Regions from separate parts of the Homo sapiens genome. Here region 2 is linked to region 1. A link is an interaction called in ENCODE POLR2A ChIA-PET data of the cell type or tissue named here. Cell type or tissue: Panc1. All regions are shown on one strand. Region 1 overlaps CELSR1 (cadherin EGF LAG seven-pass G-type receptor 1). Region 2 overlaps CELSR1 (cadherin EGF LAG seven-pass G-type receptor 1).

Evidence for each region. Peaks named below come from ENCODE experiments on the same cell type or tissue, not always from the same donor. Only the 100,000 strongest peaks of a DNase experiment are listed, where the experiment ranks them.
Region 2: POLR2A ChIA-PET joins it to region 1 with 16 read pairs; 2 of 35 experiments call an interaction of 5 or more read pairs at or near these places.

The regions. Positions count from the first base shown.
Region 1 is chr22:46,497,559-46,505,558 of GRCh38, reverse strand. All of the region lies in intron 1 of CELSR1 (cadherin EGF LAG seven-pass G-type receptor 1), which reads left to right. Among named protein-coding and RNA genes, the nearest start is that of CELSR1, 36 kb to the left of the region's middle. RefSeq lists an enhancer at 4,241-5,215. In Panc1, no CTCF peak of the experiment used is centred here; a DNase peak (open chromatin) is centred at 3,650.
Region 2 is chr22:46,421,498-46,429,497 of GRCh38, reverse strand. All of the region lies in intron 5 of CELSR1 (cadherin EGF LAG seven-pass G-type receptor 1), which reads left to right. Among named protein-coding and RNA genes, the nearest start is that of TRMU, 90 kb to the right of the region's middle. In Panc1, no CTCF peak of the experiment used is centred here; no DNase peak of the experiment used is centred here.

The DNA of each region.
Region 1 (8,000 bases):
AGCCTCCACTCTCAGGCTCAAGCAGTCCTCCCACCTCAGCCTCCCCAGTAGCTGGGACTACAGGTGCATACTCACTTTTGTATTGTTTATAGAGACCAGGTCTCGCTGTGTTGCCCAGGCTGGTTTCAAACTCCTGGGCTCAAACAATTTTCCCACCTCAGCCTTCCAAAGTGCTGGGATTATGAGTGTGAGCCACCGCGCCCGGTTTGCAAGTTGCTTTTTAAGGATGTTTGATTGCAGACCTTGCGTTCTAGCAAATGAAGACCTGCCTTGCTCTTTTTTTTTTTTTTTTTTTTTGAGACAGAGTCTTGCTCTGTCGCCCAGGCTGGAGTGCAGTGGCGCCATCTCGGCTCATTGCAAGCTCTGCCTCCCGGGTTCACGCCATTCTCCTGCCTCAGCCTCCCGAGTAGCTGGGACTACAGGAGCCCGCCACCATGCCTTGCTGATTTTTTGTATTTTTAATAGAGACGGGGTTTCACCGTGTTAGCCAGGATGGTCTCGATCTCCTGACCTCATGATCCGCCCGCCTCGGCCTCCCAAAGTGCTGGGATTACAGGCGTGAGCCGCCGCACCCGGCCTTTCCTTGCTCTTTTGAGATGGCCTCATTTTCCACTGTGTTGATGTATTGCAATATATTCAGCCAGCACTCTTTTTTATATTTGTTTCCAAGTTTCTTTTTCATATAACATTTCAGGGAACATTAGTTTGATGTGTGGTCTGTGTGTGTGTGAGTAACTTTTGAGGTTTTGCTGAGGAATAAATTTTCAGAAGTGAAATTACTGGTGCGGAGGATTTGCATACCTCACATTTGATAACCGTGGTCAAATGGCCTCGGGAATATTTGTGCTAATTAATACTAGAGCCAGCCGTGTGTGAAGATGAAATCTGCCATATTTTCATCCTCATTGGAGAGATTAGCTCTTTTATTCTTTTCTAATCCTGTAGGTAAAAATAAATGTCTTCCTTTTTTGATTTGCATGTCTCTTTGGGGAAGATGCAGTTTTTTATCTGCTTAGCAGCCATTCCTGTTTTTTTTTGTTTTTTTTTTTTTTTTGGAGACAGATGTCGCCAGGCTGGGATGCAGTGGCGCAATCTCAGCTCACTGCTGCCTCCGCCTCCTGGGTTCAAGCGATTCTCCTGCCTCGGCCTCCCAAGTGGTTGGGACTACAGGTGCCTGCCACCATACCCGGCTAATTTTTTTGTGTTTTTAGTAGAGATGGGGTTTCAACATATTGACCAGGCTGATCTCAAACTCCTGACCTTGTGATCCGCCTGCCTTGGCCTCCCAAAGTGCTGGGATTATAGGTGTGAGCCACTGCGCTTGGCCAGCCATTCCTGTTTTTTCTGTGAATTGCCAGTCTGCAGTTTCAGTTAGATTGCTTATCTTTTATCGATTTACATTTCTTTAACTATTTTGAATTTTTAACTTGTTGCAAATATCTTTCATAATTTTGAATTTTATTTTAACTCAATGGTCTCTTTTGCCATGTAGGTCTTAAATGTTTATGTTTTTCTTTTTCTCTTCTTGAGACAAGGTCTTGCTCTGTTGCCCAGGCCGGAGTGCATGGTACTGTCATAGCTCACTGTAACCTCAAATCCTGGGTTCAAGCCATCCTCCTGCCTCAGCCTCCTGAGTAGCTGGGACTACGGATGCACATCGCCACACCTGGCTACTTTTAAAATTTTTTAGTTTTTATCAGAGGTCTTGCTGTGTTGCCAGGGCTGGTCTCAAACTCCTGGCCTTAAGCAGTTTCTCCTGCCTCAGCCTCCCAAAGTGCTGGGATTACCGGCGTGAGACGCTGCACCCAGCCTTAAATATTTTTTGTTGTGGGATCTCCGTCTTGTTCATTAGTGGCTTCTGTGTGCCATTGGACAACTTGCTTAACTTCTTTGGGCCCCGTTTTCGGTTTTTAAAAATAGGGACAGTAATACTGACCCCGTAGGGTTGCATGAGGCTTAAGTGAAGGAACGGGCGGATCAAGAAGTGCCTGGTCCGGCCTCGGGCCTCTTGGCTTCCTCTCGCTGGATGCAGTTGGTTGAGTTCATAGTGAATGTGGTTCTTCCTGTGTCTCAGTAGCCTCCCGTGGTCACAGTGGGGACGGCTGTAGGGGCCTCCCCTGTGTCCTCACCACCATGGGGATGGCAGGGAGGGGAGATCAGTGCACCCAGGCTGGGAAACAGAAGGAAGTACAGGTGTGGCTCCCGTCCTGCGTGCTCAGCACCCTCTCAGCTGCCCTGGTAGCGTCTGGCATGAAAGGGTCGCTGGAAGCAGAGGCTGAATCTCCCAGCAAAGGGTCTGCTGCCCTCCTGGCTGGAGCGAGGCAGGTTGGATTGCTGGGGGCTGGCCTCTATTCCAAGGGCTCCAAGTCTGCTTGGGTCTTAGGTCCTGTCCCTGTCCTGTGATTATAGCTAAGCTGAGTCTTGTCCATCTGAGGCCATCCGAGGCCACTTACCTCATCAGGAGAGAGCCTCCCCCGACTGTTAAGGGACAAAGCTGCTGCAGAGGGTGGGCACGGAGAAGGGGGGCTGTCCTGGAGTTGCCCATGGAGTGGGCACTTCCAACTCGAGCCTTTGATCTTCTCTCCGAGTGCCGTGGCCTGCGGGGACCTGCTCCCGGGGTGCACACTCTTGTGCAGCTTGCTGTCTCCCGGGAATTATGTTAAGGTCAGCAGTGGCTGTACCACCTCTTACGGAGCATGCTTCTTTAAAAACGCCTTGCTGCCGATTTTGGCCACGGTGGTTTAATAGTTAATGTTAAGGGGGAACAGTTAGAGAGAGTCAGGAGAGTGTGGGGCTATGATCATGGGGTTCATCTGTCACTTGCCTGGTGACCTCAGGTTTGTCACTCAGCTTCTGAGAATCTCGATTTCCCCATGTGACAGTGGGGTGGTGAGACCAATTTCACAGGGATTTGTAAAGCACAAAGCAAAGTATTGGCCATGCCACTGGGGCTTCGGAAGAGTCAGCTTTGTCACTAGTGACTTTGATCACCAGTTTCTCAATAACGTCCCTCTCTCCCTCCCTCCTTTTCTGCGTCTTTCCCTCCCTCTCTTCCCTCCTCTTTCTCCTTTCCTTCCCCTTCCCTCCCCTTTCCCCTTCCCTCTTCTTTCCACTTTACCCTTCCCTCCCCTTCCCTCCCCTTTCCCCTTCCCTCTTCTTTCCACTTTACCCTTCCCTCCCCTTTCCCCTTTCCTCCAACTTTCCCCACCTCCTCTCCCCCTCCCTACCCTCCCCTCTTCCTCCCCTCTTCCTCCCCTCCCCACCCTCCCTTCCCCTTCCCTTCCCTTTCTTTTCTTGAGATGAGGTCTCACTCTGTCACCCAGGCTGGAGTGCAGTGGCACAATCATAGCTCACTGCAGCCCCGACCTCCTGGGCTCAAGTGATCCTCCCACCTCAGCCTCCTGAGTAGCTGGGACTGCAGGCTTGTGCGCCACTGTGCCCAGCTACTTTATTTTTTCTGGAGATGGAGCCTTGCTACATTGCCTGGACTGGTCTCAAAATCCTGGGCTCAAGGGATACTCCTACTTTGGCCTCCCAAGGTGCTGGGGTTACAGGCCTGAACCACCACGCCCAGCCCTGTTTTCTACAGGGCAGTTTTCTGAGTAGTTTATAAAAATGTAATGAGCTTCCTCTGCTCCTTCAGAATGAAGTGAGTCACATATTACTCCCTGGAGGGTGCAGATCAGATGATTTTTCTTTGTTTTCTCTTCAAGACAAGGAAGCCCATGACTGTGCCAGCGGGGGAACTCTTCGGGAATTCTTTTTGGGGAATTACTCTTGGAGTTCATGGAAAGATCCATTCTGCTATTGCTCATCTGAGATGTCAGTGTTGAAGGGAGTGATGTTTGGCATTTAAAAACAAATAACATTTCAGATCTTTGTTGCATTGACTGAAGGAAAAAAAGCACATCATACAGTGTTTTGGCTCACAGCTTGTTTTCAGCTTTCAGGGCTGGATATTTGCGTGTTTCCGTAGGTTCCTATGAGATGCCACTTCACGAAAAGGTCTCCTATTAGCTTATTTAAATGTCTGTTTAAAACTTTTCTTAGTGGGGCAGGGCGCGGTGGCTCACACCTGTAATACCAGCACTCTGGGAGGTCGAGGCGGGTGGATCACCTGAGGTCAGGAATTTGAGACCAGCCTGGCCAACATGGTGAAACCTCGTCTCTACTAAAAATACAAAAATTAGCCCGGCGTGGTGGTGCATGCCTGTAATCCCAGCTACTCTGGAGGTTGAGGCAGGAGAATGGCTTGAATCGGGAGGTGGAAGTTACAGTGAGCCGAGATCACACCACTGCACTCCAGCCAGGGCAACAGAGCGAGACTCTGTCTCAAAAAAAAAAAAAAAAAAAAAAAAATTAGCCGGGCATGATGGCGGGTGCCTGTAAGCCCAGTTACTGGGAGGCTGAGGCAGGAGAATTGCTTGAACCCGGGAGGCGAAGGTTGCGGTGAGCTGAGATCATGCCATTGCACTCTAGCCTGGGTGACAGAGCAAGACTCTGTCTCAATAAAAAATGAAATAAAATAAAATAAAAAATAAAATAAAATAAATAAATAAATAAACTTTTCTTAGTGGAAACATCTTAACATTTCAGATCTTTGGGTCTCTGGAGGGGTGTTAGAAACAGGGTTCTCAGCACTTGGCATGTAAATGGGCTGATTTTCGGGTCCCATCATGGGCGTGCTTACAAGGACAGCTCTGCCCGCAGATGGGGGATGTTCTGAGCCTGAGAGACGCAATGTAGTGGCCTGACCTGCTGCTGGCCTCCCGGGCAGCTCCAGTTGTGGGGACACGGTGGTGAGCTTCATTCTGAAACTGCAGTCAAAGGCTCCCAGGTCACCCAGAAAACAGACCAGATAATTATAATAAAGTAAGAAAAATGGCATCTGACAAAAGGCCTGCAGAGTCATTGTTGTAAACTCCCCCAGAGATCAAAAAACACAGGTGTGGGCTAGCTCGGGCCTCTGTTCTTCTGTGACAAGTTATGGGTGTCATTGACGCCCCCTTTGGAAGCTCCCAGAGCTCCCAGTGGCCTTTGTGCTCAGAGCCCATTCAGCACACCCCAGTCATCTGAATAAGCCCAGAGCCTTGCCATTGTCCCCATGGTTGCCCATCAACCGTTCGCCCTCCTGCACCGACTGCCAGTTTCCATGGTTACCGCCACCGCTGTAAATGTGATCTCTGCGCCATGGGGGAGGGGGCTGTCAGCGGCTCCATATAAAAGGTCATCTCCAGCAGGCAGTTAAAACCTAGCGCGGTGCTGAAAACCGGGCGCCAGGGTTTTGTCGCAGTTATGTCCCTTCCTTGAGTCCTGCAGACACCGTGAGCCCAGCTTTCCTGCTGAGCAATGCTGGGAGGACCAGGGGCTGGGGTGGGATCATGCTGGGAGGACCAGGGGCTGGGGTGGGATCATGCTGGGAGGACCAGGGGCTGGGGTGGGATCATGCTGGGAGGATCAGGGGCTGGGGTGGGATCAGAGCAGAGAGTCCGGACTCACAGAAAACAACCCGTTTGGGAAGATAAGCGGGAGAGGTCGCCGCTGAGCCTTGAGCCAGGCATGGGGTGGAAATGGACATTCAGGGTGGTGGGGGCGGCCGCTGGGTGGTGATGGTCACTCCTGGAGCCTGGCGTGTTCTGGAGGAGAGGAAGAGGCACGGTTCTGGCTTTTAGGAGAGGGGTTTGCAGACGGTGGAGGGGTTTTATGTCTGACAGATGAGAAGGATCCAGAAGAGGGCCATCCCGGGCCAGCGCCTAATGGCTTGGGGTTCTGAGGGACGAGAGCAGAGGATGCTGGGAGATGGTGTCCCAAGGGTGGGGGACCAGGAGCACGCGGGAAGCTGCCTCGATACAGTTTGAGAAAATTCTGCAAAATCTCCTGTGGTAGGGACAGATGGGGGTGTGGGTCATGTTACATTTCTTGCTCTTGTGACTCAGTGGTGACCGTCCTTGGGACAAGTCTTTGCATATCTGTGCCAGGGCTTCCTGAAAATAGATATATACAATTGGATGGATTTATCGTGTTTAAAGCTTGATCACATTACCAAATTGTCCCAAAAAAGTGCTTTGCTGATTGATATTCTCGCCACTGGCATCTAAGCCTGTTCGTCTATGTCCTCACAGGCTTGATGTTATCATTGTCTAAGATTTTTGCCAATCTGATGGGTACTAAGTAGCCTGTGATTTTCACCTTCCTCTGATTCCTTTGCCAGGAAGCTTCGTTTCAGATGTTGACTGGCTGTCTGTATTTCTTGTGGTCTGCCAATTCCTGTCCTGTCTCAGTTTTCCTCTGTGGTTTCTGTGTGGGGGTTAGCATTGCTGAGCCCAGGAGTGTAAAACTCTCCCATGTTTAACTTTTTTTTTTTTTTTTTTTTAGATTTGCAACAGAGTCTTACTCTATCGCCCAGGCTGGAGTGCAGTGGCACGATCTCGGCTCACTGCAACCGCCATCGCCCGGGCTCAAGCAATTCTCCTGCCTCAGTCTCCGGAGTAGCTGGGATTACAGGCGTGAGCCACCATGCCTGGCTAATTTTTGTATTTTTAGTAGAGACAGGGTTTCACCATGTTGGCCAGGCTGGTCTTGAACTCCTGACCTCAGGTAGTCCACCTGCCTCGGCCTCCCAGAGTGCTGGGATTACAGGTGTGAGCCACCGAGCCCGGCCCCATGTTTTACTTTAATGGTTTATAGGCTTATTTCCCATCATGGGTTGCTCTTTAATTTATTGAGTTAATTTTGGGGTAATGTTAGGGGGCGGAGGCTTAGTTTTCCCAGTTGTCTTAATATCTTTTATTTGAAGAGTCTCTCCCACCATCCCTGAAATGCCACCTTTTATCATAAACCTCATTCCACAGCCACAGGAGAGGAAGCGTCTGTCACCTCCCTGTCCATGTTTATTTCTATCCCATACCACCGGAGTGTTGTTTTTTCTTTTTCTTTTTTTTTTTTTTGAGACAGAGTCTCACTCTGTCCCCAGGGTACAGTGGAGTGGGACAATCTCAGCTCACTACAACCTCCGCCTCCTGGATTCAAGTGACTCTCCTGCCTCAGCCTCCTGAGTACCTGGGATTACAGGCCCCCTGCCACCACGCCCGGCTAATTTTTTTGTATTTTTAGTAGAGGTGGGGTTTCACCATGTTGGCCAAGCTGGTCTTGAACTCTTGACCTCAGGCGATCCATCCGCCTTGGCCTCCCAGAGTGCTGGGATTACAGGCGTGAGCCACCGTGGCTGATCCCACTGGACTATCTTTTTTTTTTTTTTTTTTTTTTTGAGACAGAGTTTCGCTTTTTTTTTTTTTTTTTTTTTTTTTTTGAGACAGAGTTTCACTCTTGTTGCCCAGGCTGGAGTGCAGTGGCACGATCTTGGCTCATTGCAACCTCCACCTCCCGTGTTAAAGTGATTCTCCTGCCTCAGCCTCCCGAGTAGCTGGGACTTACAGGTGTGCGCCACCACACCCAGCTAATTTTGTATTTTTATTAGAGACGGGGTTTCTCCATGTTGGTCAGGCTGGTCTCCAACTCCCGACCTCAGGCGATCCACCCACCTTGGCCTCCCAAAGTGCTGGGATTACAAGCGTGAGCCACCGTGCCTGGCCCCACCAGACTATCTTAATCACAGTTACATTCTAGCATATTCTGAGAGGTGGTGGAGCACATTTTCTCCCATTGTTCTTTTACATAGTTTTCTTAGATTATTCTAATGGGTACTCTCTTCTGTGTGAGCTCAATAAATACATTATAAAGGTCTGTTGAATTAGAAAAGAAAACCCCATAGGAATCTGGTGAGAATAACATTGTGTTTAAGGATTACTCCATGTAGTAGGTTGAACAGTGTCCCCCACCCCCAGAAGATATGAATGCCCAGAACATGTAACATGACTTATTTGGAAAAAAAGTCTTTGTAGATATAACTAAATTAAGGATTTTTGAGATGGGATCATCCTGGATTAGGGGCCCTAACTCCAATGGCAAGTCCTTCTAAAAGAAGAGAGCAGGAGAATACA
Region 2 (8,000 bases), 76 kb after region 1:
GGCAGGCACTTGTACATTTGTGTGGCGCTCCGCCAAGCACAGATGAACAACACAGCCCCCACGCCCACAGCCACGCCGGGAGGTTTGGGGCCGAGTGGAGCATTTTCAGTCGTTGCTTCACCCCAGGCTGGTTTTTTGTTTGTTTGTTTGTTTGTTTTTTCCCTCAAGGCTGGTTTGAAGGTGTGTCCACAACTTCAAAAGGGTGGACATGCCTGACGGAAAACGTTCTCCCCACTTGAGAATCGGTTTTGCCCTCATTATGCTTAAGTGTTTGCTGCTCCTCCATCGCCCTCGGCATCCTGGGTGTTTGGGAAGTGTGGGGAGAAGCTTATTCCCCACGGAGACAGTGCTAGGGAGGGGCCGTCTGGAAGGATGGGGATCCTCGGGGCTGCACTGAGCGGGTCATTCCCTTACTGTGCTTCCCTGAGGCTGCCTGCGGGGATCACGTTTAGACCCCACCTTGTTCCAGGAGCTCCTGGCAGGGTCGGGGACACAGACGTGCCAGCAAGATGTTTAACGGGGCCCTGGGGAAGCAAGGGTGGCTCGTGTCCACCTGACCTGGGCATCTTCTAAAGCCAGCTGAGCCTGCCCAGAGCCTGGAGCACAGTCTCCTGGCCAGCTGGGGAGGCAGGGACATGCAGGGGAGGTAGTGCCTGACATGGACACCAGGCAGTGTGGCCCGCTGGGGACCCGTGAGTGAGCTGTGCAGTGAGGCAGTGAGGTGGAGCGCCAGGAGGCCCAGAGCTGCTGGGAGATCCCGCATGAAGCAGATGTGGGAGGCGGTGAGCAGCCGCGTCAGGATTTCCCACCTGGGCACTGCCGCCCCTTGGGGACGATGACCCTTCATTGTGAGGCCTGTTCTGGGCAGCATTCCTGACCTCTGGTCACTAGACTCCAGCTGTTCCCCTAACCCGGTTTTGACAACCAAGAGGTCTTCATCATTGTCAGGCCCCTGAGGTCATGCCCTGGATGAGAACCACTGGGCTAGTGAGACGGGAGCTCAGCTAGCGGGAGTCCTGGTAGCTTCAGGTGGAGATGCGAGACCCTGGGCCGGAGCTTGAGGCAGCAGCCTCTACGTGGGCAGCAGGTGGTCTCCAAGGGGCACTCGGCATCCGTCACCTGGCCGGGGACGATGCTGTGCTGGTCGCGATCGCCATGCTGGCCACGGGTGGCTAGACCACACGCAATGAAGCCCCATGCCTGAGCTGGCTGCTGGAGTCCTTGGGACTCTGCCTCGGCAATTTGGCTTCCTCTGGTTCTGGTGATTCTGAGATGGCGCGGGGCTGTCTTTGGCATGCTGCGGAAAGTGCTTTTATAAAGACAGCATGAGGCCCGGTTGCAACAAACCGGAGGACCGGCCTCTGCTTCTGTTGAGCAGAGGATGTAAGTGCTTTGAGATTTCCATGACCTTGAGATGACCGCTAGGTCCTGCTGTCATTAGGGATTGCTCACCTGTTGCTTGTCAGGTCATTCAAAACCTCTTGGGTCTGTGCTGCACATTAAACCCCAGAGTCCCAAGGAGAGTGGGAGATGTACCCCCGGAGCACCCCTGGGGTCGGGGGAGCTTCTCCGTTTCTGCACATGTTCTAAAAACTCGAGGACTTCCACCCAGACACTTGGGTCAGGGTGAGGTTTTTTGATGGGACCCTTTCTGGGCTCTACAGATCTGCCGTGGTTAGACAGTTGTGTGGTCCCCTGGGTGAGGCCACGTAGCCTTCCCTTTCCCTCCCTCCTTCTCTCCCTTCCATGTTAATTGAGTGCCAATTACACGCACAGAATCCAACTTACAGAAACGAACTTGGAAGGTATTTAATAGAATATAAGGTCCTCCGACAGCGGAACGTCAACAACCATTGCCAACAGTGCGGTGGGGTTCTGTGCGGTGATGAGGGGAGGAGCTCCCAGGATCTTGTTACTAGATTTTAAAAGCCATAGTTGTAGGGTGTATTTTATTTATTTTATTTTTGAGATGGAGTCCCGCTCTGTCGCCCAGGCGCCTTTGTTGCTGTCTTGGCTCACTGCAACCTCTGCCTCCCAGGTTCAAGCAATTCTCCTGCCTCAGCCTCCTGAGTAGCTGGGTTTACAGGTGCGCGCCACCACACCCGGTTAATTTTTGTACTTTTAGTAGAGATTGGAGTTTCACCATGTTGGCCAGGTTGTTTTCAAACTCCTGACCTCAGGTGATCTCCCTGCCTTGGCCTCCCAAACAGTTAGGATTACAGGCATAAGCCACTGCACCTGGCCGAGCCTGGTTCTTTTAGTGGAGGGTGGCATTTAGAAATCCAGATCTGGGTGCTTGGTGTGCTCATTGCTTTGGGGTGTCTCACTCCCAGTCTCTCTTACTGGGCAGAGCTAGGACATAGACGTCTGTGTAGGTGTGTGTGTGTGTACATATATACATGCACACACACTTCATATTGATCTTTTTTTCCTATTTATCTATCACTCCCTATTGGAAGCCATGAACTTCACTGGAGCACTGCTGCGTTTGCTCTGCTCTGCACATTCACATCCCCCTGATGCCGTCCCAGCCCATTCGTGCTGCCTGGTAACAGAACACACAAGGCTGGGTACTTACAAACCACAGAGATTGATTTCTCTGAGTCCTGGAGGCTGGAAGCCTGAGCACCTGCAGGTTTGGGGCCTGGCGAAGGCCCATTCCTCATAAATGGCAGCGTCTGGGGTCCTCACATGGCGGAAGAATGCAAGACAGTGGACCCACTCCCATGGGCCCTTTTATTGAGGCCCTTATCCCATTCTTGAGGGGCTCACCCTCATGACTTTACCACCTCCTAAAGGGCCCATCTCTTGAAACCATCCCATTGGCCATGAAGTTTCAACACGTGAACTTTGGGGGACACTTCAGACCATAGCACCCCCAAATTGCTATATTGAAATCCTCACCCCCAAGGTGATAGTATTAGGAAGTGCAGCCTTTGGGAGGTGATCAGGGTCTCCCGCGAGTGGAATGAATGTCCTTATAAAAGAGCCCCAAGACCGCCCCTCACCCCTTCTGTCATGTGAGGATGTGGTAAGAAGGTGTGGTCTAGGAACCGGGTGGCGAACCCTTGCCAGACGTTCAATCTACCAGCACCTTGATTTTGGACTCGCAGCCTCCAGAACTGTGAGAAACAGATGCATGTTGTTTACAAGGCGCTCAGCCTCTGTTACAGCAACCCAAGCAGAGTTAGAGGTCATTCTTGTTGTTTTTCCTCTTCTATATGTGTAACTCTTTACCAGTTAGAAACCTTGTTCTCATTTTCCTCAGTATAGTTAGTGATTTTTCTCAACCTTCCATTATCTAAACAACCTTCCAACCTCACCAGGCTGCAGCTTCACTCAGCCCCCTCCCCGGCTGCGCCCTCCCCAGCCTTGCTGCTCTGCCTCACTCAGCCCTGATGGTACTAGCCGACTCCAGCAGTTGGAGATGGGTCTGCATAGAGACGTGACTGAAATATTTCATTATTCAAAAAAGAAGGGAGGAAGGGAAGAAGGAAGGTTTTTAAAACAAATTTAAAGGGAATAAAAATCCAAAATAACAAAAGCTGTGGGCTGCAGCTAAAGCAGTGCTGAGAGGGAAATGTATAGCACTAAATACTTACATTAGAAAAGGGGGATGTTTCAAATCAATAATCTGAGCTTCTGCTTCAAGAACCTAGAATAAGAACAAAATAAACCCAAAGCCAGCAGAAAGAAGGAAATAATAAAGATAAGAGCAGCAGTCAGTGAAATTGAAACAGCAAAACAATAGAGAAAATCAATGAAACAAAGAGCCGATTCTTTAAGATTAACAAAATCTTTTCAAAGCGGGGGAAAACTTCTAGCGTGACTGATAAGGAAAAGAGAAGACAAATTGCCAATATCAGGAATAAAATAGGCTTTGTAGATGTTAAAAAGGGTAATAAGGGAATAATTAATAAAAAGAACTCTACATGTGTACATTTAAAACCCAGATGCACGGACCAACTCCTCAAAAAACACAAACTACTACAACTCACCCAAGATGAAGTCAGTCCTTTGAATGGCTGTATACACTATTGAGGAAATAGAATTTGTAGTTTAACATTCCCAAAAAGGAAATCTCCGGGCCCAGATGGCTTCACAAGAGAATTCTAACAAATATTTAAAGAATTACATCAATTCTGCAACATCTCTTCCAGAAAATAGAGAGCACTTCCCAGTTCAGTTCATGAAGCATTACCCTCATTCCAATACCAGATGAAGACAGACTAAACAAAACCACAGACCACTGTTCCTCATGAATATAGATGTGATTCATGTTGACACAGAAACCTGCACACAAGTGGTACAGCAGCTTTTCATAATATCCCCAAATGGGAGACAGCCCAGATGGCCGTCACTGGGTGAATGGTTAAACAAACTGGTATGTCCGTACCATGGAACAGGGAATACTTCTTAGCACCAAACAACTTCTCACTCTGCTGAGTGGGAAAAGGCAACCCCCAAAAGGACCATACTATGTGATTCCGTTTGTATGACATTGTGTTTTTTTGTTTGTTTGCTTTTCAGACAGAGTTTTGCCTTGTATCCCAGGCTGGAGTGCAGTGGCACGATCTCAGCTCACTGCAACCTCCACATCCTGGGTTCAAGTGATTCTCCTGCCTCGGCTCCCAAGTAGCTGAGATTGCAGGCACACACCACCATGCTCGGCTAATTTTGTATTTTTAGTAGAGAAGGGGTTTCACCATGTTGGTCAGGCTGGTTTTGAACTCCTGACCTCAAGTAATCCACCCATCTCGTGCTTCCAAAGTGTTGGGATTACAGGCATAAGCCACTGCACCTGGCATTTATGACATTCTTAATACGACAGAATAACAATGGAAAACAGAGTAGTGGTTGCCTGGGATTGGGCTGGGGACAGGAGGGAAGTGGGTGTGGCTGTGATAGGACACAGGCAGGGTCCTTGTAGTGATGGAACGTTCTGTCTGGACTGTGTCAGTGTTTGTACCTGGGTTTGATATTATACTATCTTTTTGCAGGGTGTTTCCATGGATGGAAACTGTAAGGGGTACATGGGATATCTCTGTATTATTGTTTTACAATTGCATGTACCTCTAAAATTGTCTCAAAATAGAAAGTTTCATCAAAATAACTTTCAGGCCAGGTGTGGTGGCTCACGCCTGTAACCCCAGCACTTTGGGAGGCTAAGGTGGGAGGATTGCTTGAGCCCAGGAGTTCAAGATCAGCCTGGGCAACATAGGGAGAATACATCTCTTCAAAATACAAAGTAAAAAAAAAAAAATTAGCCGGGTGTGTGGTGCATGTGCCTATGGTCCCAGCTGCTTGGGAGGCTGAGGTGGGAGGATTACTTGGGCCTGGAAGGTCGAGGCTGTTGTAAGCCATGATTGTACCACTGCACTCCAACCTGGGCGAAAGAGTGAGACTCTTGTCTTAAAAAAAAATTTTTTTTTAAGATTTACAATGTTTGCTGGTATATACATATGTTTTTCTGAAGGATAACCCTATGCTCTCCAAAACAACAAACTTGTGTTTTTTTTCTTTGTTTGTTTTGAGATGCAGTCTCACTCTGTCACCCAGGCTGGCACAATCTCGGCTCACTGCAACCTCCGCCTCCTGAGTTCAAGCCATTCTCCTGCCCTCAGCCTCCCAAGTAGCTGGGATTACAGGTGCGCACCACCACCACGCCTGGCTAATTTTGGTATTTTTAGTAGAGATGGGATTTCACCATGTTGGCCAGGCTGGTCTCGAACTCCTGACCTCAGGTGATCCAACTGCCTCAGCCTCCCAAAGTGCTGGATTATAGGCGTGAGCCACCGCACCCGGCCCATACTTGTTAATAGTGCTCATCGGATAGCTTTTTCAAGGTCATAAACTGCCTAAAGCATGGAGTCTTTTTTTTTTTTTTTTTCTGAGACGAAGTTTCGCTCCTGTTGCCCAGGCTGGAGTGTAAAGGCGCGATCTCGGCTCACCGCAACCTCTGCCTCCCAGGTTCAAGCAATTCTCCTGCCTCAGCCTCCCGAGTAGGTGGGATTACAGGCCTGCACCACCACGCCCGGCTAATTTTGTATTTTTAGTAGAGACGGGGTTTCTCCATGTTGAGGCTGGTCTTGAACTCCTGACCTCAGGTGATCTGCCCCCCTCGGCCTCCCAAAGTGCTGGGATTACAGGCGTGAGCCACCGCGCCTGGCCAGCATGGAGTCTTGATCAGATATTTATTATTCCTGGTGATGCAGTGGTTTGGCTGCTGGTTCTTCTGGTCTATGCGATTCAGCCAGGGCTGTGTGAAGGCCTCACTCATATGACCTGGCCGTTAGCCATGGCAGCTGGGGCCTCTCATCTTCCAGCAGGCCACCCTGGCCGTTCACTTGGTGGCAGGGGGTTCCTAGCAGCCAGAGAGGGCGAGTCCCAGTGCACGGTGCTTTCCAGGCCTTATCTCGTGTCCTTGTGCCCTGATGTCCTGTTGCCCAGGTCATGTGGCCAAGCCCAGCCTCTAGGTAGAGACATGGACCATTGGTGGCAAGAGCCAGGAGGTGGCATTGCAGAGGCCAGACGTACAGTGCAGGAGGCATCATCGTGGCCCTTATAGCAAAGGTGGATACCAATGGGAAGAAGAATGCAAAGTGAGGTGGATTTCGTGTTCCTTTTATGCCCTTCTGTGCCTTCTTACATGCACTTGAGTTCTTTGTATTTAAAAAAACAATATAGCAGTTATCTGGGTCATGGGACTATGAGCCATTTTTTTTTTTTTTGAGATGGAGTCTCGCTCTGTCGCCCAGGCTGGAGTGCAGTGGCGTGATCTCAGCTCACTGCAAGCTCCACCTCCTGGGTTCACACCATTCTCCTGCCTCAGTCTCCTGAGTAGCTGGGACTACAGGCGCCCACCACCATGCCCGGCTAATTTTTATTTATTTATTTATTTATTTTTTATTATTATTATTTTTTTTTAGTAGAGACGGGGTTTCACCGTGTTGGCCAGGATGGTCTCAGTCACCTGACCTCGTGATCCGCCCCCCCTTGGCCTCCCAAAGTGCTGCGATTACAGGTGTGAGCCACTGCGCCCGGCCCTGGTTTTTTCTTTTAAATATTCTGTTTAAAAAAATCATTTGAGGGCCAGGCACGGTGGCTCACGCCTGTAATCCTAGCACTTTGGGAGGCCGAGGCAGGCAGATCACTTGAAGTCAGGAGTTCAAAACCAGCCTGGCCAACCTGGCAAAACCCCATCTCTACTAAAAATACAAAAAAATTAGCCGGGCGTGGTGGCAGGTGCCCATAATCTCAGCTACTCGGGAGGCTGAGGCAGGAGAATCTCTTGAACCTGGGAGGTAGAGGTTGCAGTGAGCCAAGACCGTGCCACTGCACTCTAGCCTGGGCGACAGAGTGAGACTCTGTCTCAAAAATAAAACAAAAAAAATAAACAAAAAGATAATTGGATATACAGAATATGTAAGATAAAGAAGCTAAACTTTTACAAAGTTAATTAAGCCTTGCAAAGTATGTAAAATCCTTATGATAAAGGAGGTGGCCATGCAGGCTGGTAATTTTGCCCTCAGGGCCTTGTTGGCTTTGATTCTGTCTCATAGGAAGTTCCGTGTTTAAGAGGAGGGGATGGGGATGCTCCCCAGGTGTTCCGTGGCTGCGTGAAAGGTCACGCCCTTCGTGAGCTTCCCTGGCTTCTCCAGCCCCAGCAGGTGTTCTGTCAAATCCACTAGTGGGGCCTCTGCTAAGGCAGTCTGCACGTGCTCCCATCAGTTGGTGAAGTCGGCGGCCACTGCCTTTACTTACCCTGCATCTCGGACTCAGGATGTTCCTGCCTCCTTGAGCCCAAGTGATGGGGGCATAGAAGCCGATAGAGGGGTCTTCAGGTGGCTAGCGAGCTCTGCCAGAAAGGTGGTGCAGGGCCCTGCTTGCAGGCGCTGTGGCAGGTGGGGGCTGCCCCGATGCTGCTATGTGATGTGACAGATAAGTCACTTGGTTTCCGTTCCCAAACACAGGCCTGGTCAGGTGGTAGAAAGTCACCT